Regions from separate parts of the Homo sapiens genome. Here region 2 is linked to region 1. Evidence: chromatin loops called from intact Hi-C (ENCODE). Cell type or tissue: OCI-LY7. All regions are shown on one strand. Each heading gives the region's core, and the rest is flanking DNA. Links, peaks and the distances in the headings are about the cores only.

Region 1 (16,044 bases), core at 5,488-7,987:
GTGGTTTTGGTCAATAAGTCCACGTTTGTTAGAGCCAGGTCTACCTAAGGTCAGCTGTGGGCACAAGCAACTATGATTCTAGACTGAACTCCAGGTTGCATCTGTAGGTGTGCCCTGTTCCAAGAGCAGAGAATAAGGGTATTTTGTGTTGTTAACAGTAATCCTGAGTGGTGAAGTTGCTCTGGGTAGAGTGCCTGTCTGTTTGCACGTGTGTTTTCCATGGTTCTCACTGATGTCCTCGAAGGTCTCAGACACCATGCAGGGAGGAATGATGTTTGCAGAGTCACTCCCTAATGGACCAGCCCCGCCCCTGCAACCTCTGCGGCTGGAATAGTCCTGGGGGAAATCCCTCACATTTGCCATGGAGAAACTCTTCATGCTGTCCTTTAAAGGTTTTATTTAATTATCAAAATAGTTAATGATTATGTTCTCAAGTCTCTTGGGGTTCTCTGTGTATGAACGGTTTAAAAGTATCTCCTGAACCCAAAATTTATTTTGAGAGCATTTTCTAGCTCCTTCACGTACCCTTCCCTCCCTTGCTGTAGACCAGTCACACAGAGTCTTTGCTCTGGGACAGTGGAGGTCTAGGCAGTGCTCTGCCCCTCCCAGGTGACCCTGCCTTCGAGTTGCTGCACCCAATGTGGTAACCCAAAGTGAAGGACTATGTGTAAAGCCACTTTAGTCCTCCTGCCTTCAGCTCCTATTGACAAGGTTGTATGTTTTAAAATTCCACAAGATCTGTTTACTGTGGAATTGCATCCAGCAAAATTCCTCCTTGAGGGAAAGGATTTCAAAATCTTGCCAAAAGGGCCTGCAGTGCAAATAGAGTGTGCTTCAAATAAATGCAAGAAATAAAACCAGTCTACTGAAGCAGAATCTGGACAAGTAGGATATTTTTTGACCTGGCCTGTCCTGATAATTCTGTGTGTGTCTTGCTCTCTGGTCATCTCCCACGCTCTTTCTTTTCCTCCCCATTTTACTATTTGTTCTTTACTTCCGTTTCCTCTATACAACACTCTTCCCAGACAAGTGTTGATGCCAGCATTTCCTTACTCCGATTTAGGATGTGCCTGGTGGCTGCTTTCATCCCCTCCTCTCTTGCTGCTTGCAGCTGCTGAGCTCTGATCTCAGATGAGAGAGAGAGCTATACGCTCTTCTTCCTCGGAACACATATCTTTATCCTTATTCCCAGATATTTGCTTGACTCCTGATCCTCTCTTAAAACTACCCACGCACAGTCCTTTACACAACTCTCCTTTGAGAGGGGACTGAGTTTTTAGTGTGGCTCCTACTGTGCACTTTTAGGTAACAAAAGAGATGTAGTGACTGTGTTATTCTGAACAGGGGACAAGTGGGCTCAGCACAAGTTTGCAGGGAGAGAGGGGACTGAGCAAATTAGTGAAAGGATCCTTGAGGCTAGAACTCAGTTTCCTTGCCCAATGGGTAAAAATCCAAGCTGAGGGAGGCTGGGGTGATGCTTTCCTCTCTCTTTTTCTTCCCTTCTTCTTGCCTTCCTCCCTTACTTCCCTGCACTGAGAAAGAACAAGATACATCCTGAACAGTGTCACCGTTTGAACTCAGGAACAGAAATGCCTAGAAGCTATCAGGCCCCCAGACCTATGAACTCCCTGGCATCTACTTCTGTCTTCCCCCACTTCCGTCCCATTAGGATGGAGGGGATGTCTCTTCCCTTCGCTCTGGCCCCATTCCTTTCTTCTAGTCAGGACCCCAGCTGGATTGACTGCCCCCTTCTCTATATCTGCAACCTCGCCCTCTCTACTCTTAGCTCATTCAAGTGTCAGCCTTTAGCACATAAACACACCCCTACATACAGCATCTGCACACATATACCACACATACACACCTACACACAGTGTGCATACACCCCTGCATGCACACCCTCATGCACACGCCCCTTACACACACACACACACACACGTCTTATGCACATGCCCCTCTCAAGACTCCACATCCCCATCTAGCTACTGTCTTCTCTCTGATGCAGCCAGAGTCTTGAAAGCCATCCACGCTCACTTTCTACCCACTCTGCTGCACTGTCCTCCTCCCCTCCCTAGAGCTCTTCTCAGGGGCACTTGCAACTTCCCTGTTGCCGGAGCCAGGGGACACTGCGGGGCCCTCATTTTTCTTAGTTTCTTGGGGGTGTTGGCACCCATGGCTGCATGCTGAAATGCTGTCTTCCCATGGCCCTGTGAGCCACGCAGGCCTCTCTGGCTGCATCTCCTTGGCCTCCTTTTGAAGGTTTTTCCTTTTCTTGTCCTGGCGCCTTGAATGCTGGTTCTCTTCAGCCCTGCTTTTTTTCTCTTGATGGCACCTCTTCTAATCTCACTGACACCTGTGCCTTCAGTAACCTACCTGTTAAAACCAATGCCATGCTTCAGCTTCCAAACACATCTTCCTAGGGCTTCAGACCCATTTGTCCAGCTGCCTACTAGAAATCATTACTTGCTTCCATGCAAACATTTTGAACATTAAACTCACCTTCTCCTCCCCATCCCGGCCCACCCTACCTCCAGCCTTCTCTTCCTTCAATTCATGTTCCCTGTTATGTTGTTGCCTAAGCCAGAAGCCCAGGCGTCATCTTTGACTCTTCCTCTCTCATATACCACAATCCATCAAGTCAAGCCAGTTCCATTTTAGTCTCATAAATAGCTCTAGAATCTGTCCACTAGCTCCACCCTATCCAGGCCACCATCATCTCTCACCTAGATTACTTACTATACCACTATCTAATCATTTTTAATCTCTTCTAATTCTTTTTCCATCCTGCAAGCACGGCAATTTTTTAAAAAAACGTAAACTCACTCTCCTACGTGAGATTTTTAAGGTATGTCCCAGTGCCCTCAAAGTAAAGACAGAACTTCTTATAAGGCCTTGCTACTCCCTGCCTTTGCCTACCCTGCCCTGCCCTCTCCCACTGATGTTACCACTGCCCTTCCACCTGCATAAGTGCTGTGCTGCCCGTTCCAGACCCCGGCACATAGTATACACTCTGCCTGGAATGTATTCCAGCCTCACACAACACCTGCCTGTAATTCCAATTCCCTCTCTCTGCTGATGACACCCAGACTAACTGCCTTTTCTGAGGTCCCTCAGTTAAATCCAACAAACATTTGAAAACCTACTAAATGGATCGTCTAATTCCAGCATCAAATTCTGGGGAGAGCCTCAAAGTCAAGAAGGTCAATGTTTTAAAAAAAAAAAAAAGTTAAGGGCATTTGATCTAGAAAACAGCATGAGTCCACAGGTCTTGCATACACATCCAAAACGTGTGTACCTTGAAAGGAAATCAGACACGTACAGAAGCACTGTTTCAGTTTTAAATATTTTACTATTTCTTCCACATCCCATGCTCATTTCTTCCTTCAAAATAAAATACGAAATTAAAAACATCAAATCCCACTGTGTTCCTCTCACCCAGCTCTGCATGGAAGGGGAAAAAAAAAGATTGAATTAGATAAACCAGAAAAATAAGAAAATGGAATGGAAACTACAAATGGAATTATTCATTCCAGCATGATGTAACAGAAAAAGGCACAGAGCTGGGAGTCAAGAGACCTAGGTTCTATTTCTAATCACTACCCACACTTGCTTTGTAATCCTGGGTGAGTGGCTTACTCTCCCTGGACCTCAGTTGTATCATATTCTGATGAGAGCATTGACTCCCTAAGGTCCTTCTAGTGGTCTGTGAAAAAGAGGTTCCAGTAGAGAACTCCCACAATTCTGATTTGAGAGGCAGTAGAGAACAGAAAGGTGCCAGGAATGAATCTTATACCCATTTAACTACTTCCAAGTAAAAATGAAAAGATTTAATCATTTCTATTGTATCTTAACCTGTGAGCAGAGCTTATACACTCAACAAGAGTTAACATTTTATCTTGGGACAGATTAACTGAAAGGGTGAAAAATTACTACATGGATTTAAGTGATAAACCTCAGTTTTAATATTCGTGTGTACTTTTCAGCTCTTGAAATTTGTTCCTGAAAAAAGTGACATTGACCTATTGGAGGAACATAAACACGAACTGGATCGGATGGCCAAGGCTGATAGGTTCCTTTTTGAGATGAGCCGGTGAGTTTGAAAATGCTGGGAATGTGAAGATGTCACTTCCCTTTCTAAGCTTCATGAATTTTCAATTCATGTTGAATTGTTTGGGCCAATTAACCTGGCTTAACTTGAAAGCTTTTTCATTCTAAAAATCTTCTCAAGTCTGAGTGATGTGGAATTTGTTCTGTTTATGTCACTTCTTGTCTATGGATGAGCCACGGTGAGGGTTTTTTCACAATTATCTCTATTTCTGGGCCCCTTTGGCCTTATCAAGTAATAACTTTTCTTGATTCCAGTCAGTATCATTCTCCTCACCAGTCTGATTTCTTGGGATAGTGTCTCATACTTCCAAGTAGCTTAGCATGGCAAGGTGGTTGTAAAACAAAAAAAAAAAAAAGAAAAAAAAATATATGGACAGACTCTGACAATGTCAGCCTCAAGCCCCCATAACTGAACAACCAGGGTCTAGATGTCAGATCATGACACATGCAGACATCACTAATCAATCATGGCACTCTTCCCACGGAGCCTTGGCAAGCTCTCTGAACCCTTCTCCAGAAAGCCCTGAGGCAGCCACAGCTTCGTAATTGGGTTTGGCATATGAGCTAAGTCGATCTGCTATCTCAGGCCTAGAAAATTGATTCCTCATTAGAGAAGGACCAGTGGTCCTGAAACTTTCAGTGAACCTCAGGGCACAGTTTTCTCCTTTAGGGGTGTAGAGAGGGTGCTCACTATGAAGACAGAGGGAGGTTTGCAGATGGGAGTGAGGAGAGGACAATGTGGGAAGCGGATGTTGGAGACCAGTTTTTACTTTGGAAAGTAAAATGGAAAGTTAAGAAATTTGGAATTTGGGAGAAGTGTACGGAACTGTCCTTTATTTGCAGTAGGGTATTCTTTACATTTTCATTCCCTTTTATCTCTTCTATGCTCAAAAGAGTTCCTGGGACTCTGAGGGAGGAGAGATGCGCTTCAGTCAACAGCAGCAGCAGCAGGCTCCCACTTTCTTTTAGCAGTTGCCTTGATGGGCGCTAAGGACTCTGCTGCAGTTGGCCAAGTAGCCCCTGTAGGTCAGACCAAAATGGGCTCTCCAGGCAAAGCTGGCTTAATGTCCTGTGTTCCTGTCCATGAGAACAACTAATGTATGTGTGTCGGGGGAGTGGGTGGGTATTGGGGGAGGTGCTTCTAGGTACCTCCACCTCCATATCTGTTATTAAGTGAACCTAGATATATTAAATGAATATCAATTAGTACATGTTTGCTCTTACAGAATTAATCACTATCAGCAAAGGTTGCAATCGCTGTACTTCAAAAAGAAGTTTGCAGAGCGTGTGGCAGAAGTGAAACCTAAAGTGGAAGGTAAAGTCAAGCTGTCTAGATTGGAAATGATGTTCATCATTACAACCCATTTAAAAGTGCAATCCAAGTGCATATAGTAAACAAGATCCCCTTGGTGATTTTTTTTTTTTTTTTGAGACGGAGTCTTGCACAGTTGCCCAGGCTGGAGTGCAGTAGCGCGATCTTGGCTCAGTGCAAGCTCCGCCTCCCAGGTTCATGCCATTCTCCTGCCTCAGCTTCCTGAGTAGCTGGGACTACAGGTGCCTGCCACCACGCCTGGCTAATTTTTTGTACTTTTAGTAGAGACGGGGTTTCACCACGTTAGCCAGGATGGTCTCAATCTCCTGACCTCGTGATCTGCCCACCTTGGCCTCCCAAAGTGCTGGGATTACAGGCGTGAGCCACTGCGCCTGGCCTGGTGATTTTTTATTTTATTTTTTGGCTCAAGGTCTTTCTTTTAAAATTCTGAGGGGTGATTACTTAAGGTCAGTGCTTGATGCACTGCCCTAGTCTCGGAGCTCACAGCACGCCTCCTGGGCTCCTCTACAGGGTTGGGCTTTTGACTACGAGGGTGTTGGTGAGGAGTTAATCTCACTGCTACTAGCATTAAACCTGTAATTAGCTTCCTCACAACAGAGCCTTAGTAGCTTTTTTAAAGGGAAGATTTGAGGCTGTTGTATGGTTTGATTTTTAAAATTTGTAAATGTTTGAAATGTGGGCAAGGCAACTGAAGAGCACAGCCACGGAACGCAGGCTGGAATCAGGCATCTGCCTAAGCTCTGATCCCTGTTATGACACCTGCAAGCTATGACATGTAACACATTTAACTAGTTTTCTGTCAGTGGAATTGATCAATACTCCTGTTAACCTGACTCACACCAGACAAGTAAGTGTTTGTAAAGAAATCTTGGAGATGGGATTGCTATTCTAGATATTCCTCAGTGCTTATGACTGATGAGTCAGCCAAGAAAGGCCTGAGAAAGGATAGGATTTTGCAGCTGTCTATGGGTGTTGGTAACAACTTGAGTTGGCTCTCCCTGTCCTTGTTCTTTGCTTCTGGTGTAAGCGTTTTGAAAGTGCTCTTGGTAACCCAATAACTCAGTCTTACATCTTCAATATCTGTTATTAAGTGTGTGAATTTAGAATGGGTATCACTGAAACATCTTGATTTCAAACAACGAAACACTTGGTAATCATGTTTTTATGTGTTTTGTTTTGAAGCAATTCGTTCTGGCTCAGAAGAGGTGTTTAGGAGTGGTGCCCTCAAGCAGTTGCTGGAGGTGGTTTTGGCATTTGGAAATTATATGAATAAAGGTCAAAGAGGGAATGCATATGGATTCAAGATATCTAGCCTAAACAAAATTGCTGACACAAAATCCAGCATCGACAAGTAAGTATGAGATCTTCCAACACTTGGGGGAGCCAGGTGTGTAGGTCCAGGCTCAGATTTATGCCTCTCTGGTCCTCCTCAGCCTTCATGACACTGCATTCTTCAGTTGGAACTTCTCTTTCTCACTACTTTCTTCCCTTCTCTGACATTGACTCTTCTCTAAACCTCTCTCATGACCGCAGGCATCTCCCACATTCCTGTTGGACCAATTATCCTTCATCCATTTTTGGTCCACTGGGACATCATCTGTTCTAAGTTTTGCTGTTGTTTTTGTTTTGTCCTGCCTTTTTAAAAAATTATTTTTTGTAAACTTTTTATTATAATATACTAAGAAGAGGTCAGTCATCACAAATGCTGGGCTTGATAATTTTTCACAAATTAAACACACCTGCATAACCAGCGCCCAGATCAAGGACAGAATGTTACCAGCACTCGACATCTCCCCATGACCCCTCTACAGAAAACTGTGTTCCACAGAAAAGAAAAAAACCGATAGTTGGTGTTAGAATATGAAGCTTTTGGGGTTTTTAGGTTGTGTTTTTATTTATACAGTGGAGGTAGCAACTATATTAAAAACTTATGTATAAATGCATTTTGGCTATTGATACTTAGTTGCTCATTGCAGGTCTCATTAAAATGCTTCCTAGAAAGTGTTCAATGCTGCATTTTAGGTGAACAGATTCTCATTAAAGACACCAAGATGTGAAAACGTTCTTGTGTCATTAACAGGGTAGGGTCATTAGGCATATTAACTTGAGTTTCCTTGAGAGCTCTGTTTCTCTGAGGTTCACACTGACTTCAAAGGAACTTGCACAATTGTTTCTAAGGTAAGCTTCTTCATACCCAAATTCTTTTTAGAAATATGGGCTGTTCACCCTAATTATTTCTAACTAATAGGGGCTTTTACCCTATATTTTCTATAGGGTTCGTGAAGCATAGTATTCTGGCAACCTTAAATCCATCCAAGAAGAAATAAGCAATGTGTTAATTTGTTGTTTTTGCATCGTGTAGAGATAGATTAATGAAGAGCAGCTGTTGTTATAGCCCTGCCACCTTATTTTTAATGTAAACACTTGATCCTTTTCAGAGCACTTTCACATTTGATTGTCCCACTAGCCTGTGAAGTACACAAGCCAAATACTGTTGTCACCTGTTGTCAGGTAAGAAACTGACTCAGGGTCAGGTGGCTCATTCAGCTTGCCTATGGTTACAACAAGCAAGGTATTCGGCCTTACAGGTATTTGACACCTGTGTTGTTGGTCCATCCACAGCTCTATTAGCAGCAGAAGGATCTTATTTGGAGGTTGAAGTAGGGAATGGAAGATCTTATTTGTGTCTAAAGAGCCTTTTTAAGGAAGGGCATTCTCTTCAACTGTACACACACAAAAGCAATCACCCATCCCCAATACTTACCAATAACCTGGCACTTACGTGATTATCTGCTTATTTACTGAGGTTACTACAGAATTTACATAAAGTACAAGCCTTTTCAAAAGAACAATCTGCAACTATTTCTGATCTTTCTGTTTCCTCTTTTTTTTCTGCCTTTAATATTTGGTCCCCAAATGCAGCGCCCACACCTTATACACCTGCATGCCTAGCAAAGTGCTTTGCCTGTAAGCAGTCACCCATGAACGTTGTTCAGTTGAATCTAATCAGATAGTGTAGGTGGTGGGACAGTCAGCAGGAAGGGTGCATTCACTCAGCATTGAAGGCTCAGTTACTGGTAATGAGCAGGGAAGAATCAAATGTGTGGCTGTTGCTGTTCCTTCTTTTAAGAATTTGCATTTAGTCAAATGAGGTATTATTTGGATCGCAAACAAATGAAGCTCAGGCATGGTTTTAAACCTTTCTATAGCAAGAAAGATGTGTATGGTTAATGCAATTAATTGAAATGTCTGTCAATAGCAAAGCATTTCTTTTAAAAAGTGAAAAAAATAGGCTCACTCTTCCTTGTGATGGCGGCTGGCATTTTGCTCACTCCTTGTACCCCTTAGGTAAGAAGTCTCTCAATAGCAAAGCATTTCTTTTAAAAAATGAAAAAAATAGCCTCACTCTTTCTTGTGATGGTGGCTGGCATTTTGCTCACTCCTTGTACCCCTTAGGTAAGAATCACATGGGCAGATGACAGGTAGGTTCTGTGAAGAGCAAAATTGAAATGGAGGCTGGGTGCAGTGGCTCACACCTGTAATCCCAGCACTTTGGGAGGCCGAGGCCGGAAGATCATGAGGTCAGGAGATGGAGACCATCCTGGCTAACGTGGTGAAACCTCGTCTCTACTACAAATAGAAAAAGTTATCCAGGCGTGGTGTCATGCGCTTGTAGTCCCAGCTACTCAGGAGGCTGGAGCAGGAGAATCGCTTGAACCCAGAAGGCAGAGGTTGCAGTGAGCCCAGATCGCACCACTGTACTCCAGCCTGGGTGACAGAGCGAGACTCCATCTCAAAAGAGAAAAAAAAAAATGAAATGGAAGGATGCAGCTGAACATATGAAAAATAAGTGGCCAAAATTGTTGGCCACTGTTTTGCTTTGGTGGGCAATTGTTTTCTAACTATTGAGAGACTGTGAGAAAAATAAGGATTTAAGGATTGCATTGTTTCTATGAAATGCAAGGGTAAAGAAAATTGTTTGAAAACTCTGATTCATTTTGGTTAGAGGTGAGTTGGAATACTGGGGTTTAGCATTGTGAATTAGCAAACTGCCTAAATTATGGAAATGTTTTTTAAAGGAATGTATTTTTACCCTCCTAATTCTAACTTCAACAGATAAGTAGTTCTTGATCCTGGTTGCTTGATAAAATCAACAGGGAGTTTTAAAGAATGCCCATGCCTGACTCCACCTCATTCCAATTAAATGAATCTCTGGGGTTAGCCCAGGCATCTGGAGTCCAGGTGATTGTAATGCGTAGCAGTCAGTGACAATGGGATCAGACCAACACAGTGTTGCCTAATAGATACTGTTATCCTACTTGCTGGCCTTTTCCATCCAGGTCAGTCAGAGTTCAGCCCTGTCACCACCAGAGAGGGAGCTGGCACAACCAACTGTTTTAACTACTAAGAGTTATGCAGTTAGGAGCTGAAGTGTTGCTAAATTAGGAAGTGGATTCAGGGCTGCTAGGATATCACATGGTGGCAGTTATGGCCCACTTCCAGGTTCAGCCCAGAGAAAGGGGGCTTTCTAACTTTCTGACCACCCTTTGGGTGAAACCTTATTAAAAACTATCAGTAGGCCAGACACGGTGGCTCACACCTATAATCCCAGCACTTTGGGAGGCCGAGGCGGGTGGATCACCTGAGGTCAGGAGTTGGGGACCATCCTGACCAACATGGTGAAACCCTGTCTCTACTGAAAACATGAAAATTAGCCGGGCATGGTGGCTGGCGCCTGTAATCCCAGCTACTCGGGAGGCTGAGGCAGGATAATCACTTGAACCCAGGAGGCGGAGGTTGCAGTGAGCTGAGATTGCACCACTGCACTCCAGCCTGGGCAACAGACCCCATCTCAAAAAAAAAAAAAAAAGTATCAATAATTGTCATCAGTGAGTTGCTGCTCTGTACTTTAGACTTAAGAATAGCTGCCCTTTTCGGTGGAATAAACATCCCTCACTCTCCACCCCACCCCACTCCACTCCACCCAAGCCTACTAGTTATAAACCTGCAGGGCACACCCCATTTTAGGGTGGATCCACTGGGAAGGTAAACTTGAGCTTGTCTCCACTGGCAGTGGTTCAGATTCACTTAGATCACCCATCACATTACCCAGATTTTGAAAGATGCTCATTATGGGCCACAAATGTAATTCTTATCCTCTTTTTAGAAATTGTGTGCTTTTTGACATATATCTATGCAATCCCCATGGAGGCTCTCCCATTATTCCTGTCTCTTGAGAATCCCTGCCTTACATGATCCTCCAAATTTTGAAGTTAATGCAGGTAATATAGCATTATTGTGGGTTCTACCATTTGAGCATATAAATCATATGCAGATATTAACTATTCATATATTTATGTAGTTTAAATGAAAATAATTTGAATGTTTAATACTCTTCCCTTCTTCAATTGTAGAAACATTACCCTTTTGCACTATCTCATCACTATTGTGGAAAATAAGTACCCCAGTGTTCTCAATCTAAATGAAGAATTGCGAGATATTCCTCAAGCTGCGAAAGTAAAGTAAGTACTTACAGTGAGTGTTAGTTTCTTAAATCACTTGGATTGTGTGTTAGCCATTGAGGTAGTTTGCACTGCATGAAGTCAGTCCTTCTATTTGTTTTCCCCTGATCATTGTATGAAATAAAGTTTGAATCTCATCCAAGTCACTCAAATGTATTACAAGGTTTTGAATATATGTTTGTTCTAGCTTCTTTGGAATACTGCATGCAATTTTTAACTTTCATACTTTTAAAGGGCAGGTGTTTTAAATACAGGTAGGAGCACCTTAGTTAAATAAAGATGCATGGCTAAGCAAATAGAAGACCTAAGTGTCAGAACATTGCAATAATTTTCACATATGCACACATACTCCCAGAAACCAAGGCGGCTCTTTAATGGGAAGCATTCTTTATGCAAATGAAGAAACTAAAAATAAAATGGAAAGTTGCCAAACTTTTACCACAAACTTCACACCACGTTTCAGAGACTGAGAAGCAGGCAATTTTCCTTGCTGTTTTTCCCTCCCTCTTTTGGCTCTTTTTTTAAAACATAAACTGCATCTTTTTGCAGTGAATTTGAAAAGTATAATGAGCAGGCTCATTTTTTCCCTCTGTTCATGGAATCTGGTGGAAATATACTAAATAAGGCATGAAATTAAATGAAGTATTGGTGAGTTTCTTTATATGTTGTAAATTATCTGGGAGAATTAAGTTTCAATCTCTAATGTTTAAAAGCCATGAAATAGAAAGTGTTGTGTATGGGAGAAGCCCAAGAACCTTTCTCTATTAAAAAAAAGATGAAAATAAAAACTAGTTAATACAACTTTAAGAAAAATCATTTTTGATTGCAACTTAAGCCATTACCTTGTAATAGTCATATTATTGGGGCCTTAGTGAAAAGCAGAACACTGATTATACAGAGTACAATGTGAACATGATTGCAGATGAACTTGTTTTCTTTCTGTTTTCAAAGGGAGCCAAGTATGGCAAGAGATTTATTTCTACATGAAGTAATTTGCTGAAGTGAGATTTTTTTGAGTTTGAAACATAAAATATTTTTGTACAGATGGAAGATATTTCTATTCTATTTTTAACCTGTAAAATATACCTGCTGGCTACAGAAAACAAACATAATTTTATACCTACATTTCATGAGTTTAAAATACTGTTGTCTTTCTTTGAGATCTGAGCATGGAAGGGAATTTTAAACATTTAAATTAAAATAGGATGGACTTCCAAGCGTGAAATATTTAAACCCATCTTATATTTAATATGTGTAAGTCACATGTTGATTGCTAAAACATTGCTATTTACAACAGCATGACTGAGCTGGACAAAGAAATAAGTACCTTGAGAAGTGGCTTGAAAGCAGTAGAGACAGTGAGTATTTTTTTGTTGTTGTTCTAATTCCTGGTCTCTTCACTATCTCTAGTGCTGGTGGTTTTCAGCAGATGGGTTGTGTTGGCATGTGGTATGCCCGGGATAAACATTTATTGATTAAAAAATAAGAACCACCACCACAAGAAGCAAAGGCAGGTTATGTTCAGCCTGGCAACTTGATTGCAGGCAGCAGGGGTCGTGGATAAGTCACTGCAGCAGGAACTGGAAACTGGACCTAGTGTGCCACCAATTTATCTGTAAGGCAGGATTCATCAGGATGAGTGGGCTGGGCTAGATGATCTTCAGGGACGCTCTCAGTTTCCAAGTGCTGCTAATATATGGTGTTCACTTTCGGTAGAGCAGTAGAACTTCTCTGTAGAACTTCTCAGTTGTTTTTGACTTGGTCCTTTGGGGAGTATTTACTAAGCAGACAGTGTAGTACATGCTCTAGCTGAGGGTCACGATGACTCAGAATCCTTGTCCTCCAGGTGTTGCAATAATCGGAGCAGCCACTTCCCTCAGCCTGGCCGCATCCAGATAAGCAGAGTGATTACGGAGGTGCCTTAAGGAAGCAGCGGGTTGAGGGTGCTTTGGAGGCATGAGGAACAATTGGCCCCTATTGGAGGAAGCTTCTCTTTTGGAAAAGAAGTTGTTTGAGCTATGGCTTAAGAGGGTAGGGTAAACTTAGGTGCATAGAGGGAGGTTATCCCAGGCATACAAGACAACCTGGGCCCAGGCCTCTGAGGAAGGAAAACCAGTCAGGCTGGCAGACTGGACCTGGTAGGATGAAACGTGCCTGTTGGCACAGTGCCCTGCGGGTACTCTGCAGATGCAGCTGCCAGCGAGAGAGGGGGCAGGGATGAGAACAGGCTGGCAGAGTAGCGTCCCTGGTGTCTGTGCTCAAAGCAGCCATAGCTTGGGCCTGCTCTGGGTGAAGGAGACGGATTTGCAGGCAGCTTGGAAAGGTGCCTCTCATAAGTATCCTTCAGATCATTTATCAGTAATGCTGTGAGGACTCTCCCTTCTTTTCGTTTTTGAATCACAAAACTGCCATAGAAAGTAGTTGAATTAATTAAAGACATACCTCTAATAAAAATTAAAGTCACAATGTCTAATTTTTTTTTCAATAAATTAAGGAGCATGTGAGGTTTTTTTCCTTTTTTTTTTTTTTTAATGTAGGGAGTAGGGGGCAGTATTAAAAAAAAAATTCTACTGATTGAACTTTTTCTCCCAGCCCCAGAGGGTCCATGGTCATTATGATGGCCCTAAAGCCTGGCTCTGACCCCTGCTTCTGAGCCAGGTCAGAGCAAGGCCTGGGGTGGAGGCTTCTGGGGAAATTTTGTGTTGTTGCTTTATTAAAGGATAGTTTTGCTGAAATCACTCTATCCCTTGGGTCATATACACTGCATCACACTTTTTATAGGAGAGGGGCTATAGAAGCCTCCCCTACCCTTGGAGGTGACGTAGTATTGTAAGAAAATAGTGGGGGCAGAGCTTCGCCTGGCCAAATATATATGTGTTCTAATTGTGCTTTACACAAATTAATTATATTGTTTGAAGGTATCAAAGATGAATATTTATGAAATTATACATTAATGAAACACTTTCAAATGCCTTTCCCGTCCCCACACTGAACACAGATACACTCACTTTCCAAGCTAAAGTACTGGAATCATGGCAATTTCTTCCAATCAGTGCCAGCTCCATAATTGATGAGTTTTCACTTCCGTTATTTCATTTGAGTGTAGTGATGATGTGGATGTTGCCCTCTTACAAAAAAAAAAAAAAAAATCAATAAACTGAGGCCCAGAGCAACATGCCATGGTTAAGAACCAAATCAGTGGTAGAGCTGAGTCAGAACTGATAAACTGTGATGACTACGCTCCTGCTTGTGAAGATCTCTGCCAATGCAAGAAAATAAGGGAGAATCCAGTTTAAGTCAATTGGTATACAACATAGTTATTACCAAGACTCTGGAGTCAGGCAGGCCTGAGTTCAAATTCTGGCTCTGTCACTGGTCAGCACTACTTCAGGGCAAGTAATATAGCCCTCCAAACCTTAATTTATATGTTTGTATAATGGGAATAGTGATCCCTCACTCATAGGGATGTTGTGAACTTTAAATAAGAATGTGCATCTGGCAATGATTAAATTAACCATTAACATTAGATTTGAATCATCTGCGTTCATTGCTGTGATAATGGAAATATGGATAATTAACAAGAGACTAATTCCCCTACAGGCCTGTTCACAAAAACCAATATGGTATGGACAAGAGAAAAATGGTACATTATGGTGCCAAATGCTACAGCCAAAATTCTACTACCCATATCCCACAGTTTAAGAAGTAAATAGACTTGGCTGAGAGGGAAAGAAAAAAATCAAGGCACCACAATTCTAAGCATGGAATATTGACAAGCAGAGTCTCTTGTTTTCACTCACAAACCCTTAAAATTCAGTTTGCCCCCATTATTTGTTTAACTTCTATTAATTTTATCCAAATGCAAATCTGCTTGCTTTCTAAAGCCTGAAAGAGAAATCACATAGATCAAGTACTTAGATTGTTGGTAAATTGCTATTTGCAAATATGCGTGTGCACATGGGCATGGCTTTGGCATGGTGGGAGGAAGGGCAGGGGCACTAGAGTATAACAAAATGTTTTAGAACAAGTTTTGATGTGTTTGCCATTCTGATTTATTAAATTTAAGGCATGTGAAATATGAGACGAGGTGTGTCTCATGTCTGTATTTGAAGCCTGCATTGACATTATTCATTTCCTGTGTTTAAGGAGCTGGAATATCAGAAGTCTCAGCCCCCACAGCCCGGAGATAAGTTTGTGTCTGTTGTCAGCCAGTTCATCACAGTAGCCAGCTTCAGCTTCTCTGATGTTGAAGACCTTCTAGCAGAAGCTAAAGACCTGGTAAGTTTCCCCCTTGTGCACTGAGTGTTGTTTGACCGGGCTGGGCTTCAGTGTGATACTTTCAGTTATTATTCTGTACGGGAAATAGCAGGAGTGAGATCCAAACTTCGTGGTGCAGGAAATAAAGTAGTAGATAATTACTTTCCAGATTCCATTGTTTTGCATGACATAGGTGTATTTTCATTTCCAAGACTGTGATTAATCTGAACACACCCTTTTTGTCTGACTGGCCTATGTTGCCTTTAGGTTAGCAAGACCTTGAAGGCTCTGAATGGTATAAGACCAGCAAATACTTTGACAGTTTTCTCTTGGTTGAAACTGGCTTGAAGTACTTATCTCTGGGAACCAGAAAAGAGTAGATGATGAAAACCAGGGGCAGCATCAAATGTGCAATCAGGTGTTACTAAAGCCATGTGCCTAAATTACCTCTATGTTGTAATATGCTCATCTGAGATACAGCCTTGGAGGACAGGATACTACCTGTATAAATCTCCAGCAGAACTCGCTAAAAGAGATGCATTTTAATTCACAGTCTCATTACAAGAGGTTTTTTTTTTTTTCAGTAAGACATTTATTTTTATGATTTCTGCTATTTCACATTTTGTGTTCCCTTGGAAGAGAAATTTTTGTTGGTTAATAACCACCACCTCTTAGCTCCCTCAGCTTCACCTCACTCCTCTCTATCTCAGGTTGTTTCCTCTTCCAAAATGCATTCACATTCATATACAAGACAGGTACACAGTCTCTCATTTTCTATCCTCTTCTCATTCTTTATAAATGATATTAACACTCTTCCCCACCCCA
Region 2 (16,044 bases), core at 8,422-10,921, 210 kb before region 1:
CACTAAATAAGAGACAGAGGTTGTGACATTCTTATACAATTCATACTTTGCCATTTTCCTGTAAATTTACTTTTATAATTCTCCTTATAGTAAATAAAGTTATCCCTAAAAAAGAACATTATTTTAGGATGGAGGCAATAAGAACACTTTGAATAATGAGATCCTTAGAAAATGAATTCGGAGAATTTTCACCTCTGGATAATAAATTATTTAGATAGATCATCTCTTTAAGACCAATGAATCTTTAAAGTTGTCTGCTTCTAATTTCAAGAATATTAGCTATGATCTGTGATATTCTCATCCCCCAGCAGCCCTTCTGCCCAACACTACCAGCAAGGAAGATTGCTTGCGCATTGGGTTCAGTGTCTAACTCCGCTGGCATAGTGGAGACTGAGCCTGTGCACTGGCCTGAGGGGCTGAACAAAGTCTGTGAAGAGAAGAGAACACCCTCTGAAAATTGGCCTCCTAGCCTGGCCTAAGGGTGACTTCGCCTGTCACACTCTATGGGGTTGGCCAATGGTGAAGTAGTCCCTCCTTGTAGCATTCCCTCAGGGACAAGTTTCTATATTAAAATCTAGTGGCTTCCCGAGCTTTGTTTTGTTTTGGTTTTTTTCCCAGGATTGGGTCCAAACTCAATGGCAGAGAAGACTCTTCAGGGTCCAGCCGCTGGCTCCATCTCTAGCCCCTCTCCTATCACTTTTCTCTCTCTCTCTGAAGCCTGCACACCAGCCACACCAAGTGACAGTATTTTGGGGTGATAACATGCTCTCATGACTGTGTTTTGTACATACGTCTTATACACAATCCCCTAAACCTCCCGGTTGGGAGACAGAGATTCTATTCCCAGCTTTGCCATCAACCATACAGGTGACCTCAGTTTCTCTGTCTATAAAATAAGGGGATTAGAGGCTTAATCATTGCTAAGTTGTGGCCTATGGTTCAAATCTGGCTCCATACAAGCTTAGACATGCATTGTGTGTGTGTGTGTGTGGGTGTATCACCCTCCAGTCCAGCCTAGTCCCCCACTTTCTCTCTTCTATACCTAGCAGTGTTACACATTTACATCAGTTTCTGGCCCTTAAAGGTACATTAATAGGCCAACAAGAGGCCAGATGCTCTCTAAGGTTTCTTCCATGTGAAATAAATTAACTCCAAAAACACAGGCTGAAGCAGATGGTAAATGTGCAAGAAATGCATAAAAGACCTCAGCGTCAGGTACTAGAGACCCTATCAAATAGTCCTGGACTGACACCAAGACCTTTATAAACAATCAGATTCCCTTGACTGATCCCATATGGCTAACGAATTTGCTTTCTTTTACCACGTGGCTTAGCAGGTATTAGCACCATCGCTCCCGGGATGGTCTGCTTTTCCACACAAAATCAAACTGATTTCTCCACAGAACACCTGTTCCTTTTGAAGCTGTAACCCAATGATCAATAATCTTTATTTTCCTTCCTGAATAATAATTTACAAAAGAGAAAACCGAGGTCCTACTATTTCTCATTTTAACACGGACTAGTATCTGCAAGTTTCTGTTGTAACAGAGGAAATCTGGAGCCCATTTCTCTCAACCACTTGAGTTTGACAGGATCATGAACCACTGGAATTCCAGTCCACCCTGGGGAAACATGTTGTTCAGACCTGTGATATATGCTCATCTACTCCCAACATCCATTTCCTTTGACATAAAGTATATGGCCTTTCCTCTGACCAAAGCCCACTTCTTCTTAAACTAGTTTGAACTTTTTTTGCACTAAACTGCATGCTGATCAGGTGTGGCAGAAACAAATAAATCATCCAATTTTCCCAAAGAGAAAAGGCTATGACGAATGCTAAAAGGCAGAGGGCTGGATCAGAGGGTCTCTTAAGACCCCTTCTAGCTCATCTGTTTTATAACTCTAAGTTCATTAAAAGATTGTGCCAAAACAGTGGATGCCTCATAGTAATTCATGAATAGAAATTATTACTGAAAAAGAAATGTAGGCCGAGCGCGGTGGCTTGTGCCTGTAATCCCAGCACTTTGGGAGGCCAAGGCAGGCAGATCATGAGGTCAAGAGATCGATACCATCCTGGCCAACATGGTGAAACCCCATGTCTACTAAAAATACAAAAATTAGCTGGGCATGATGGCACATGCCTGTAGTCCCAGCTACTCGGGAGGCTGAGGCAGGAGAGTCAATTGAACCCGGGAGGCGGAGCTTGCAGTGAGCCGAGATTGCACCACTGCACTCCAGCCTGGTGACAGAGCTCCATCTCAAAAAAAAAAAAAAAAAAAAAGAAAAGAAAAGAAAAAGAGGGCCAAGGGCGGTCATACCTGTAATCCCAGCACTTTGGGAGGCCAAGGTCAGGAGTTCAGGACCTGTCTGACCAACATGGAGAAACCCCATCTCTACTAAAAATACAAAAATTAGCCGGGTGTGGTGGCGTGTGCCTATAATCCCAGCTACTCAGGAGGCTGAGGCAGGAGAATCGCTTGAACCCAGGAGGTGAAGGTTGCAGTGAGCCAAGATCGCACCACTGTACCCCAGCCTGGGTGACAGAGACTGTCTCAGAAAAAAAAAAAAAAAAAAACGGAAGGAAAGAGAAAGAAGGAAAGAGAAAGGTAATTGTCTGTGAATACATTAATACACCTTCCTCTCCAAAAATGAAAACAGAAAATCACTGAGCATGTTCACGTGGAGACAACAAATTCTGGACATCAAAGGAAAGGTCAAAGTAACATGGGGCTAGAATATGCAGAGTGGTGCCCAGAGATTTGAGAATTATGTTCAGGTGATGATCTACAGCTCTGAAGACTCCAGACCTGAGATCTTCGGGATGATTTATGACTGCAGAGCTGTGTGCAAGAAATTTATTTGGAAGTGGAGCAAAGAAAGATGAGCTAGTGTCTCAATAAGTGCTTGTAATCCTGTGAGAAATAGCTAAGTCCTTTTAAAATTTATAACAAATATATGAACATTTCGGATCTTGATTACCTTTTGGAAATGAGTACATACTGTGACTGAAAAGATAGGGTGGGAATACATGCAACCAGAATCATGGTGGTTTTCAATTAATCTCATTCCTTTGACAATTTATCTTTTATTTCTGAAACTTATTTGGCTAGGCATTATATCAACTAAGAACTCTACAAGTTGACTATATGGTATAATCACAGAACTACATTCTAATAACTGTTCATCTGCACAGCAGTCAAAAGGGCTGCTTTGCATGCACGTGGCAAAAGAGATCAATATGAGAAAGAAGAAAAAACAACAAAAGGGAAAGAAGAGTGAATGGGAGGAAGGGAGGGAGGAAGGAAGGGAGGGAGGAAGCCAGGAAGAAAAAAAAGTTTTTTAAGTTAAGCAAATTATTAACTTATTCCATCTCCAAAGTTGAAAAAGATCAGACAGTTACTAAAATAAACAATTTCCCCCCCAAATCTATTTTGGTTCTTATTTTTTGAACTTTTTTCCTCTATTACTTCAGTAAGTTGTACCTTTTGTTTCTATAATTTAGTGGTTACCCGAGAAATATAATACCATACCCAGGCTTATGAAAGACTAAAGTGAATGAAAATCTTTACCATGTTCTCAAATGATACAAAGCTTAAATTGTGCTAAATTAATAAAACCTATGGAAAGAAAAGAGAGAAGGGAAGAAAATAAAGAAGGAAGAAAGGAAAGTGGGGGGAGGAGGATACAAGAATCGAGAGAGAAATTTTCTGAAAAGATGTTTTAAAGAATGGCCTTAAGAAGGCAGACATCAAAGTCCTACAGATAGGGTAGAATAAAATGTGAGCTCAAAAAGAGAAAGTGCTTTGCCCAACATCACACAGATAGGAACAGAGCCAGGACTTGAACAAAATCTAGTACCCTTTCCCATAATCTCATGCTGCTTCACTAGAGACTGCTACTCAGTGCATGTGGCTTCCAAAGAAGTCCCAAAGGCAGGCTGGGCACGGTGGCTCACACCTATAATCCCAGCACTTTGGGAGGCCGAGGCAGACAGATCACCTGAGATCGGGAGTTCGAGACCAGCCTGACCAACATGGAAAAACCCTGTCTCTACTAAAAATACAAAATTAGCTGGTCATGGTGGCACATGCCTGTAATCGCAGCTACTTGGGAGCCTGAGGCGGGAGAATAGCTTGAACCCAGGAGGTGGAGGTTGCAGTGAGCTGAGATCTCGCCATTGCACTCCAGCCTGGGCAACAAGAGCGAAACTCTATCTCAAAAACAAAACAAAAAAGAAGTCCCAAAGGCTACTGCTAAAACACCTTTGCAGGGTTTGCAATGTTTCCCGCCACCCTCACCTCCTCCCCACCCCCAAAAGAATGACAGCATTGGCAAATTGATCAAATAGATGTATTTGCAACCAAACAGAACTAAAACAGACTTTCATTCCTAAATAATAACCCTGGGGGAAAAGAGTCTACATGACTGATGGCCATTTGGAAAACTTAGTTTTTCTTTTCTGTATAAATAAACATCATTAAGTATTTGCATGGTACATCCAGCGCAAATCAAACATAGGTGATGCCAATGAGCCCTCTTAAAAATGCCTTTTTCTGCTTTACCCATCCTTCTCTATATAATCAGCTCTTTGGGAAATCCAAGTATACACTGGTATGGCATAACAAGCCACACCTTGGCCTTCCACTTCATTTCTTTTTCCCTAACATGAAATGGCTGCTATCAATTTTAACAGCTCTAAAATTTTTCTACCTGTGTTATTGCATTATGGTTGTACATTACAGTGAAATGTACATTACAGTGAAATGAAAAGGAGCTTTTGAAAAACGTCTGGATGAGTTTATGGATGTTGCTTCACGAGGATTTGAACTAATTTGGTCACGGGAGAAACTGTTTTAAGGTAATATGCAAAATATGTCTGTATTTTAACTATTAAATTTAAAAAATATTTGCAGCACATTTGTCTTGTAGTTTGGGTATATTTTTCCATTAAATGTACACAAGGAAATAGAGTAAATTAATCTTTTGAATTAAAAAAAAATTCATTTTGTTTCAAAATTGAGCCCCAAAAAAGATTCCAGAATCTGATTTATTAAAGTTTTAAGGGATTAGATACAGTTCTACTCAAAAATCAGGGGAAAAGTACCACAGTAATGAAATCACCTTGCATGAAATAAACTATATTACATAAAATTCTACCAATGAATAAGCATCAGGAAAAATATTACACAGTCAGTAGGGTCACAAGGCTGAGGGAAATAATGGTAAATTCAAATGTTTTATAGTTTGAGCTTAGTCACACTGGGATTCATGAAAAGTGCTAAGTAAAACAACTGAGCCCCCATGTCTGAGAGTCTAATAATAACTATTATAGTTGCCATTTACAAAGCACTTACTATGCTAAGTACCTTACACACATTATCCCATTTAATCTTCACAATAACTTATGAAGTGGGTAATATTTTTATTTCATTTTCATAGATGTCTAACTAAAGCTTAGAGAGATGGTCCACAGTTACTCAGATGATAAACAAAAAAACTCCTGCGTCAAACCATGTCTGACTCCAGAATATGAATTCTTCATTATTATACAATGTGAACTTTCTACTAAAGAAATCCATTGTTCATTCATTCAAACACTTCTGTTGATCAAACAGCCAGCAGAAGTTTTAACAAGTAATCAGATTTGTTTTTTATAAAGCTTTGCAGTGGAGTGAGGAATGGACGATGTAGAGGAAGAGATTGGTATCAGGGACACTGCTTAGGATGCTGCTGTAGCAGTCTGGGCAAAACGTGAGGAAAACCCCTACTTAGGCAGGGGCAGTGGAGATGCAGAAAAGGAACCAACCTTAAATATATTTTTATAATAATGTTAGTAAGTGTAGATGAGAAACTGCATAGTAAGAGGTGAGGGAAAAGGAGTTATTAAGGATGACCCTGTGTCTTCTAGCTTGGAGCCTGAGTGGTATCATTGACAGAAGGGAGAGTACAGGAAGACAAAAAGGCTGAGAACAAGCTCTGGAGGCCAGTGGAGACAATGAATTCAGTTTTGGTGCCTGGGGTCATTCAGTTATGTGTGCAGAGCTAATGATAGTCATAAGAGTCATTACCATGTGGATAGAGGTTAAAATCAAGGGAACAGGTGAAATCGCTCAGGGAGGGTTTATAGTGTTAGAAGAGAAAAAAAAAAAAAAAAAGTAGTAGCTGGAACCCTGTGGAACACCAGCATTTAAGGCCCGGGTGGAGAAAGAGGAGTAGGCAGGAGATTCACAGAGGCAGAGGACTGAGTGGTAGGAGAACTGGAGAGTGCTGTACTCAGGAAGCAAAGGGAGGCAGTTCAAGAAGGAAATGTACAGGGAAGCCAAGCAAAAGAGGATCCAATATAGCTCTTTGGATTTAGGCATTAAAAAGCCATTAGCACAGTAGAAATGGAACATTGGAAGTCAATGTCATCTCAGAGTCATCAGAGCCTGTTTGGGATTAGAAATAAACTACTTTTGTGCTGGAAGAAGGGTGTCAGAGTCTTACTATGGTTCTTAAAAAGTATAGGCCAGACAATTGGTGTTCCTACAAATTCAGAACTATGTGGTTAGCTGATTGCAGACACTGGCATTGCCTGATCTGCTTCCTTTTTAAATTTTAATTCAAAGTCTTAAAGTGAGACATCTTAGATAATAAATGCTTGATATCCCATAGTTGTTTTTATATAAGCCATAGGAGCATGTTATATACAAAGAATATATGTCCAGACACCTTGATTAATTTAGTACTCATATTATCTCAAGAGCTGCATCATTCAGAACTAGTCCTGACGGGACAGAAAACGTATTTTTGTTTATCAGCTAAAATGAAGCCATCACATGCCATGAAAGAGTATCAATGACCCACTGGGCCTGCCAGTTTTTAAATTATGTGATTTGTGATTAATGTTTAATTTGGGGATTCTCATGATCTAAAATTTTGTGCATTAAAGAAAAGTTTATTGTATACTGTACAATTTTAAATTGAAATAATTCAAATTCACATAAAACGCACCCATAGTGTTTAAATTCATGTTACTTTATTTGTTAAATGCCTAGAAAGGCTTTTTAAAAGTTAGTATTTTACAAATTTGACAGAGAACACATTTTTACTTTACTATATTACTTTAAAAACAAGGTTTTTTTGTTTTGGTTTGGTTTGTTTGTTTGTTTGTTTGTTTGTTTGATTTTTAGACAGAGTCTCACTGTTGTCAGCCGGGGCTGGAGTGCAATGGCGCAATCTCGGCTCACTGCAACCTCCGCCTCCCAGGTTCCAGCAATTCTCCTGCCTCAGCCTCCTAAGTAGCTGAGATTACAGGCACCCGCCACCATGCCTGGCTAACTTTTGTATTTTTTAGTAGAGACAGGGTTTTACCATGTTGGCCAGGCTGGTCTCCAACTCCTGACCTCAGATGATCCACCCGCCTAGACCTCCCAAAGTGCCGGGATTACAGGAGTGAGCCACTGAGCCTTGCCAAAAGCAAGTTTTATGCAAATGTAAGATGTATTAGTATTATCTTTAATCAAAATGTTGAAGTCACTTAATAACACCTTACTATTTGATATACTCTTCTAAGCTGATAGAGCTTGCAAGGCGTTTGTGTTAACTTTGAGCTAATCTTCACTTTGACAAAGCTGCCTAGCCCAATCCTGTGTTTTATGTGAAGGACATAAATTATGCTGTTTTACAGTTGAGACACTCGGTCTCTGAGAAAACTGAAAAGAACAACTTGAGTTATGGGCAAGTTAGAGATTAAATCAGACAAAGAATGGACAGATTTTTGTGCTTCCAGCTCTATTATTTCCTTCTTTGTTACACCACAAATAGGCTGCCTCTCTACCCATAACCAGCTCTACCAATTTGATGGAATTGAGTTGTTTATATATAAAAAGAAGTCCTCATTTTGTCATTTTCACTTGCAGCAACTAGTAAGATAACTATCTTACAAAATCTAGATCTAGAAGTATCTGTTACCTCAAAATTACATACGCCAATGATGTGTAATAGGTCAATATTAACATGTTAACAAAGTTAACATTGATGTTGACTGGAAATAAAATGGCCACATGAAGCAAGTCCAGATGCAAGCAATCTGTAGTCACACATAATAGGAGGGCTCTTTAAAGTTGGAAAGCCATTTAGTTTGAAGGCCTCAGAGGAGATGACTTCAACAACAGCAGTTGAAACAGAAGGAAAAAAAAACCTTTTCATTCACGTTCCAATTCTGCAAAGACTGAATTCTAACTGATTAGAGGGCATGTGACAGCCAAATGAGTTTGAACAATAGAACAGAGTGTGGTGGAGGGATTCAAGTTTGGGGCTAGAAAGCTGGAGTGTTGAATTTTCTTTAAGGCTTTGCCAATGACTTGCAGCCTGGCTTTACCCTAATTATTTATGCCCCCTCTTTCCCTCCAATGTTACAATCCCTTTGTCTATAGAAATCACAGGGAAAATTATTTGTAGCATGCTTTGTACAATGTATGCTGAGATAGCAAACTATGATAAAGAATTCTGTTCGTCCTAGCTGGAGATAAATGGACAGGCTAGACCACCCAAAGGTAACTTGGAACATTGGTAAATTTTTAACAAGTAATTATCTTCTTTCCCTTTTTTACATTTTATTGTGAAAAAATCGGAAAGTACAAAAAATAAAAATAGATAAAAATTCACCCATCATCCCTGTTGATATTTGGGATATGTCCCTTCAGTCTGTGGTGTGTGTGTGTGTGTGCGTGTGTGTGTGTCTGCATGTGCTTGTGACACTATTAATACATACACTCTTAAAGAGAAAAAGATGTGTTTAGTAAATTACAATCATACTCTACATTGTACTTTCTAGCTTGTATTTTTCACTTAATAGATAATATCAACTTTTTTAAAAAATAATCTTTGAGGACTTTTTGGTGGCTGCCATATTAATATGCTAATTGTACATAATATTATTTAATCAATCCCATCTTGTTAGATATTTAGGTTATTCTCAACTATTTGTTATTAAAAAAACAACGTGTATTAAATATCTTTAAATATGAATCTGTGTTTCTAATTGATTACATGATTAAGATAAGTTTTGGTTACTGAAATCACTGAATGAAAGGATATGAATATTCTAGGCTCTTAATATATATTACCTGATGGCTTTCCAGAAAGGTTATACCAAATTACACTTTAGTCAGTATTGTATGAGATTATACAATTCCCTAAACTTTCTCAAATAATGCTGCTTTCCCTTTTTTCATCTTTAATATTTGATAGGTGTTTTAAAGCATTTTTAAAAATTTATTTTATTATTAATGAGCAATCTTATTGAATTGGGAATTAGGATAAGTATATGTGAATTTTTCATTGAATCTCGTATTTTTCAAACTTGAAGACAAGATCTTTTATCTCATCAAAAGAGTGTCTTAGAAGAGCAAACTTCTGGCTTATACTTAAAGAAGAAAATAGAAACTGAAAGCCCCTGAGGATACTCAGATTTCTGCCAATGGTCTAGAACAGGGATGGCAAGTTTATGCAAATATATAATGCCTTTGTTCTCCCTCCTTTCCCTCCGTTAACTGGCAGACATCACTAATTTATCATGACACTTTTTTCGCAGTGAGCCTAGATGTACTCTCAGAATTCTTCCCCACACCACTACTGCTGATATGAGCTATTATCTCTCTTAGATGGCATTTAAGATGAAACCAATTTGCCTTCCTGGCCCAGAGAGCAACCTACATTTCCACAGGAAAAGATAAATGCAGGGAACAGTACAATGTTACGTGGCTGCTAGTCTCTTCCTCTGATCTATTTCTCTCCCAAATATACATCATAGAAATGCAGTATTAGCTACACATAAATTTTTCCCATTGTATATATTCCATTAATGTATACAATGTGCTTAGGAAAGTTCTCACTCCTTTTCCATGTCCTCCTTAATTTCTGAGATACTACTCCTTGAAGATACTCAATAAATTCCTGTGGCTATCTAACAATGTAATTGTCAGGATTCTATGCTCTTAGTAAGTCTAGTTCTCTTCAAAATCCATATAAATCCTTCCTCCAAAGTTTGCCCTCACTAGCCATCATTCAGTTATGTTTATTCTCCCTTCCAATCCCTTTCTATTTTAATGTCCCCTTTTAATGCTGTTGTTACCATTCCCTAAAAAGATACCATTTCATGGGATTTGGAATGGCCATGCCTGAGGCAAGTCCATTAAATAAGCATGCAAGAGTGTGAGTGCTGTGCAAAGCATCTTTAGAGAGAGATAAAATCATTCTTACATAGACTATCTATCTTAGAGAAATGGTGCTCTTTCATTTCGCTACAAAAGAAGTGAGCAGCTGGTAAATAGTAGGTAATAAAAGCTGCACTTTCAATGAACAATAGAAAAGACCAAGGTCAGAGGAACTGATGAGGAACAGCTAGTCAGCCTTTCTTATGACGGAGCTTAGCCTGGCTCCTAGTCTTTGCCTCTCTCTTCTTCCAGTAGCCTACCTTACCTACGACCAATCCTGAGCTTAGGCAAGAAGAATTTTAAGATGTTTCTGTTCCATTTGAAATTAGTTCATCTGGCTCTGACCTTGGGCATAACTGGTCATGAAACTTCCCATGTATTCAATGTCATTGGTGTACTTAACATTTTTGAGCATCCATTATGTGCCAGACACAGCAGTAAACAAGATAGATATAATGCCTGCTAGAGGCAATACAAGGGATAGTTTCGGGAGGCCTTAGATATACCATCATCTCCATTAGCCCCTTCCTCAACACAAATAAACTCCTAGTCCTTCTTTGTTTCTGTTTTTGTTTTCTGAGACAGCGTCTCACTTTGTCACCCAGGCTGGAGTGCAGTGGCACAAACACAGCTCACTGCAGCCTTGACCTCCCCTGCCCAAGCGATCCTCCTGCCTCAAACCCCCAAGTAGCCAGGACTACAGATGTGAGCCACCATGCCTGGCTAATTTTTGTCTTTTTTGTAGAGATGAGGTTTCACCATGTTGCCCAGTCTGGTTTTGAACTCCTGAGCTCAAGCAATCCACCTGCCTTGGGCTCCCAAAGTGCTGGAATTACAGGTGTGAGCTACCGTGCCTGGCCACTCCTAGCCCTTCTTTTCACTAGATTGTTACTCAAATTCTCTCCTGTAGAGGTATCGGAACTACCACTGGTCTGATTTTTGTACTCATGGAACTTAGATTTAGTGGGTCAAGCACCAACAAGTAAGCAGTCAGTGACAACCCAGTACTGCACAAGCTCTGACTATGGCATTACATGGTGCTGTGAATACTCAAGAAGGACATCAAATCCAAGTGTCACAGAAATGACATCCAAAATGAGGCCCATGGTGGTTAATTTTGTGCAACTCGATTAGGTTAAGCAATGCCCAGATAGCTGAAAACATTATTTCTAGGTGCACCTGTCAGGGTGTTTCTGGAAGAGATTAGAATTTGAATCAGTAGAGTGAGTAGAGAAGATCTGCCCTCATCCATGTGGGTGGATATCATCTAATCCACTGAAGGCCTGAAGAGAACAAGAAGGAAGTGGAAGAGTGAATTCTCTCTCTCTTTCTTGAGCTGAGGAATCCATCTTCTCCTGCCCTTGGACATTAGTTCTCCTGGTTCTCAGGCCTTTGGATTCCAGAACTTGCAGCAGCAGCCCCCTCAGTTCTCAAGCCTTTGGCCTTGGATTTGGACTTATACCATCAGCTTCTGTGTTTCTCAGGCCTTTGAACTTGGGCCAAATTACTCCATCAGCTTTCGTGGTTCTCCAGCTTGGAGATGGAAGATGGTGGCACGTCTCAGCCTCCATAATCGCATGAACCAATTCCCATAATAAATCTCCTCTTACCGATCTATGTAATCTCTCCATCTCTCCATCCATCTAACCTATTGTTTATCTGGAGAGCACTGATAGATACAAGACCTAAAGCGCGGTATGACTTAGGTAGCAAAAGAGGCAGAGGAGAAGACTCCTAAGCAGAGGATTCAGTATCTACCAAGGTCAGAAGGAAAGAAAATATGACATATTCTAAAAACTGTTAGTTTTGGAGGGTAAATATGAGGAGTGAAGGGTAAGAGAAACAGAGTAAATCTCAAAAGACAAGGATGGGGAAGTGGGCAGGGCCAGTCCAAAGAGGGCCATAAGCCATGCTATGCAGTTTGGACTCTATCCTTAACTAGACAAATGGGAAGTGAAACCAAGTTTGAAGCAAGCAAATAAACTGATCAGTTTGTGTTTAAAAAGACCACTCCGGCCACAGAAGTGAGAATGGAGAGGAGGTAGGCAAAGCTTTTGAGGAGGAATTCATCAGGAAGCTGCCACAGAGAGTAATGTGGCTGGAGCCAGGGTAGTGGCGATGGGGAAGGGAAGAAGTACAGGGGTTGTATTAGTTTGCAAGGGCTGCAGTAACAAAGTGCCATAAATTGGGTGGCTTAAAACAACAGAAATGTACAATCTCACAGTTCTGGAAGCTGGGAGCTTGAAACTAAGATGTCGGCAGGGCTATGCTTCCTCTGACAACTCTGGGGTGAAACTTTCCTTGCCTCTTCTAGCTTCCAGTGTTTGCCAGCCATCCTTGTTTCTCCTGGGTTTGCAGGCGCACCATTCCACTCACATGGCTGTCTCCTCCCTATGTGTCTTCACATCCACATTCCCTCCAGGTGTCTGTCTCTATATCCAAATTTCTCCTTTTTATAAGGACACCAGTTATATTGAATTTGGGCTCACCCCAATGACCTCAGTTTAGCTTGATTACCCCTGTAATCTTATGCTTGACTTCTGAGGTCCTGGGGATTAGGACTCCAACATATCTTTTGGGGGGACAAAATTCAACCCATAACAGGAGTTCTTTTTTAGTCCAAGCCCCATCTTTCCCCTGATGCTCTGGGTCAGATGGATGCCTTGTCCCCTGGGCCTGAGCCCTTGTCCTCCGTGATATGGCACTGGCTGGTTCTTCACAGCCCTTCTTCCAAAGGCTAGAGATGGGATCCTTGGGACTTTCCTACTGCCACTGCTTGCCAGTTCAGCTCTCAAAATATTGTTTGTATCTGAATTCCTCAGCCAAGGCTCTGTCCAGCCCCCACAATGCCCCATTCCCAGGATGTGACATTCCTGTTGCCAATTGACTTTCCTATCAGCTGTCATCTATTTTGTAACCCACTAGATCAGTATTTCTCAAAGTGTAATCCAGAGACCACCTGCAGCAGAATCACCCTGGAGTATTGTTTAAAATGTGGTTTATTTTGATCCACATAACCCCACTGAATCAGAATCTCTCTCTAGCTGTGGGGTCTGGGAATTCATGTTTGTAACATGCTGTGCTAGTGGTTTTTGTGAACACTCCAGGTTATTCATTCTGCTTACCTGGCTTCCTCCCAGCATTGCTGCAGGGTCTGCCTCCCAGGGTTGGCACTGTGTCTGTAAGTAGGGCTCATCCCAGGCCCATCTCCCTTTCTAGTCTTTCCCATGCTGTCCTGGTTAAGTTTAACCATTCCAAATCACCAACGTGGATCTCACAACCAGAGGAGGAAGAATAGTCTTGAAATAAATTATTCTTATGAAGAAAAGACTCAAGTATTGGAATTTCACTTGACCTGATGAGGGCAGGTAATTACACACAACTGATGAAAATTCAGTGAGAATAAAGTTATTTATTGATGGGCTCTAAGAATGCCCAGAAATGAGGTGGCTCACGCCTGTAATCCCAGGAGTTTGGGAGGCCGAAGCGGGCGGATCATGAGGTCAGGAGATCGAGACTATCCTTGCTAACACAGTGAAACCCCGTCTCTACTAAAAATACAAAAAAATTAGCCAGGCGTGGTGGCAGGTGCTTCTAGTCCCAGCTACTCGGGAGGCTGAGGCAGGAGAATCGTGTGAACCTGGGAGGCAGAGCTTGCAGTGAGCCGAGATCGTGCCACTGCACTCCAGCCTGGGCGACAGAGTGAGCCTCCATCTCAAAAAAAAAAAAAAAAAAAAAAGAATGCCCAGAAAAATTTAAAACTGGATAAGGTATCAACAGGAGAATCATATAATGATTAAGTATATATATATAAAATATTATGATATATAACATTATATATATTATACATGTATAAAAACATAAAATTGATAGCAGTGATAGACTATCCAGAGCCCTGACTGCTTCCCTCAACCCTGAACATTCATCATCACTCTAATTCAAAAGAATCATAGTCTGAAAGTTCTCAATCATCTGATATTTAAACAAGGAAATATACCTTCTGATGGTTTTAAGGATTTGGAGTTTTGAGTTTGACTCCAGTATAAGTGTGTATATGATAGATAGAAGTATGCAAAAATGTTCATTTTTAAAGCTCAGTTCACACATAAATTTTTAGTTTTTCTTTGAGGGGTTGAAGTTTCAACTCTATTTAACCCCCAGAAGAGAGCAGGCGGCAATCCCAGTGCAGAAGCAGCACTCCTACGGGTGCCAATAAATATTTGATGATGTTGATCATTTTCTTGCCCAAGGCTGAGAGAGTATCATCAACGGAGGTATAGATGATCATCTCCCCAGTGGTTTGCTTTTATTTATGCATAAAACTCATCTCAGACTTTTACTTGTTAATAATGTTATATGTTGTAATGGTAGAGGGTTTTCTAAGTGCTGATGCCTACCAGTTGTAGGTAAGTAAATCCTTCAGTATGGAGAATAGAGTTGGGAAACTCCAGAACAATGCATGGGTTGACAGAATGATTGATTTCACATTTAAATCGATGGAAGAACTAACGTAATTATTCAAATGGTTTAAGCCAAAATAAACCAATTTGGTCTACAATTATATGTCCTGAATATTTTAGTTAAATTGGGCTGTTATTCATTTCATTTGCCCATTTTATAAAGATGAACCCACCATAATTACACTGTTTAAAGAAAAAGATGCTTCCATGCAATTTTAATTCACCAAACTTGCATTTCTAATAGCAACAACAAGCAGCCTATATGCAACCAACATTTGCTATGCGTTGTTAATCTGTTTTTAAGCCTACCTTCATAATTAAAAAAAAAAACCTTTCTTGATGTTTATTCTGCCTTCTTTAAACAGTTGATGCTAAGGTGAGGGTGTTTTATAGTAATAGGCAAAGCCAGAGGTTGTTGAACCTCTGATACCATCAGAGACTTGACAAAATTTACTTGAATAAGAGGAGGCTTATCTTTCCTGCCTTCTCACCTCTTTTTTTGACCCTGAGCCTACCATCTACACAACACTTTCTATACTGAGCTTCAACTTATCATCCATTGTGCAAAACCTCTTATTGAAACCCCATTCAGGTTTCACACCCTCTCCAAGTATCCTATAAAATAATATATATAAATACTGCCATTCTCATTTTCCCTACTCCACTTCAAAAACATTTTCCTTAGCCAGAAATGAATAAAATCTAGCTGATGAAAGTAGTTCACATTAATGCTATATTGTAAAAGAGTATTAGATTAAATATGGAAGAAAAAGAATAAAATAGGCTTCTCAGTGGCCCTCTCCATGGTTATCTGCTTTCCCATGACAGATAAACAGGAAGAACAACTGGGCACCCCACCTTTGAAAGAATGCCTCCCCGCCTTCCTGTTTACTGCATACTTTGCAATACGCTTTCTGACTGGTTAATCTTAGCCTTTCTAATATGAATGTGACTGTACTTTGAAGATCTTATATGTAGACCTCAGAAAGAGTTACTCTTTCATCTACTCCCATGAAATGGTCCCTCTGAAACCCAAACAGAATGTAAAAAACTTTGATTTTTACTTCATTTTGTCTACTCTTATACATATAATAATCTTTCTGGTTTTAGATACTGTAGGTAATTTGGGAATCCCAAACTATGTAAATAACCACACCTTCTCTAAGTTTCAAATATCCACAAACTAAACTACTTCCATAAAAGACCTTTCGGAAAGAAAAGGCTAGCACTGAAAATGTGTGCTGTTTTTTCATTGAACTCAATTTAAAAATAGCCCCATACCATGTTGTTAATATTTGTTTTTAATGTGCAGCTATAAAAGAATTCACTGGGGCAAACAAAAGTTGACTTTTAAAAGGCCAAGGCAAGGCTAGGCCTGGTGGCTCA

What was found. A loop is a pair of places that touch in the nucleus more often than their neighbours do. Peaks named below come from ENCODE experiments on the same cell type or tissue, not always from the same donor. Only the 100,000 strongest peaks of a DNase experiment are listed, where the experiment ranks them.
Region 2: it touches region 1 in a loop (2.4-fold over the local background); 1 of 110 quality-filtered maps calls a loop at or near these places.

Annotation. Positions count from the first base shown.
Region 1 is chr14:59,348,543-59,364,586 of GRCh38, forward strand. DAAM1 (dishevelled associated activator of morphogenesis 1) reads left to right here. Exons shown (of 25, transcript NM_001270520.2): 18 at 3,984-4,090; 19 at 5,334-5,422; 20 at 6,623-6,791; 21 at 10,855-10,962; 22 at 12,260-12,320; 23 at 15,109-15,240. Among named protein-coding and RNA genes, the nearest start is that of GPR135, 110 kb to the right of the region's middle. In OCI-LY7, for the core only: CTCF peaks have their summits at 6,803 and 7,008; DNase peaks (open chromatin) are centred at 6,839 and 7,949; H3K4me3 peaks cover 1,819 bases; H3K27ac peaks cover 2,400 bases.
Region 2 is chr14:59,139,032-59,155,075 of GRCh38, forward strand. No RefSeq gene overlaps it. Among named protein-coding and RNA genes, the nearest start is that of DAAM1, 42 kb to the right of the region's middle. In OCI-LY7, for the core only: no CTCF peak of the experiment used is centred there; a DNase peak (open chromatin) is centred at 9,480; H3K4me3 peaks cover 746 bases; H3K27ac peaks cover 1,976 bases.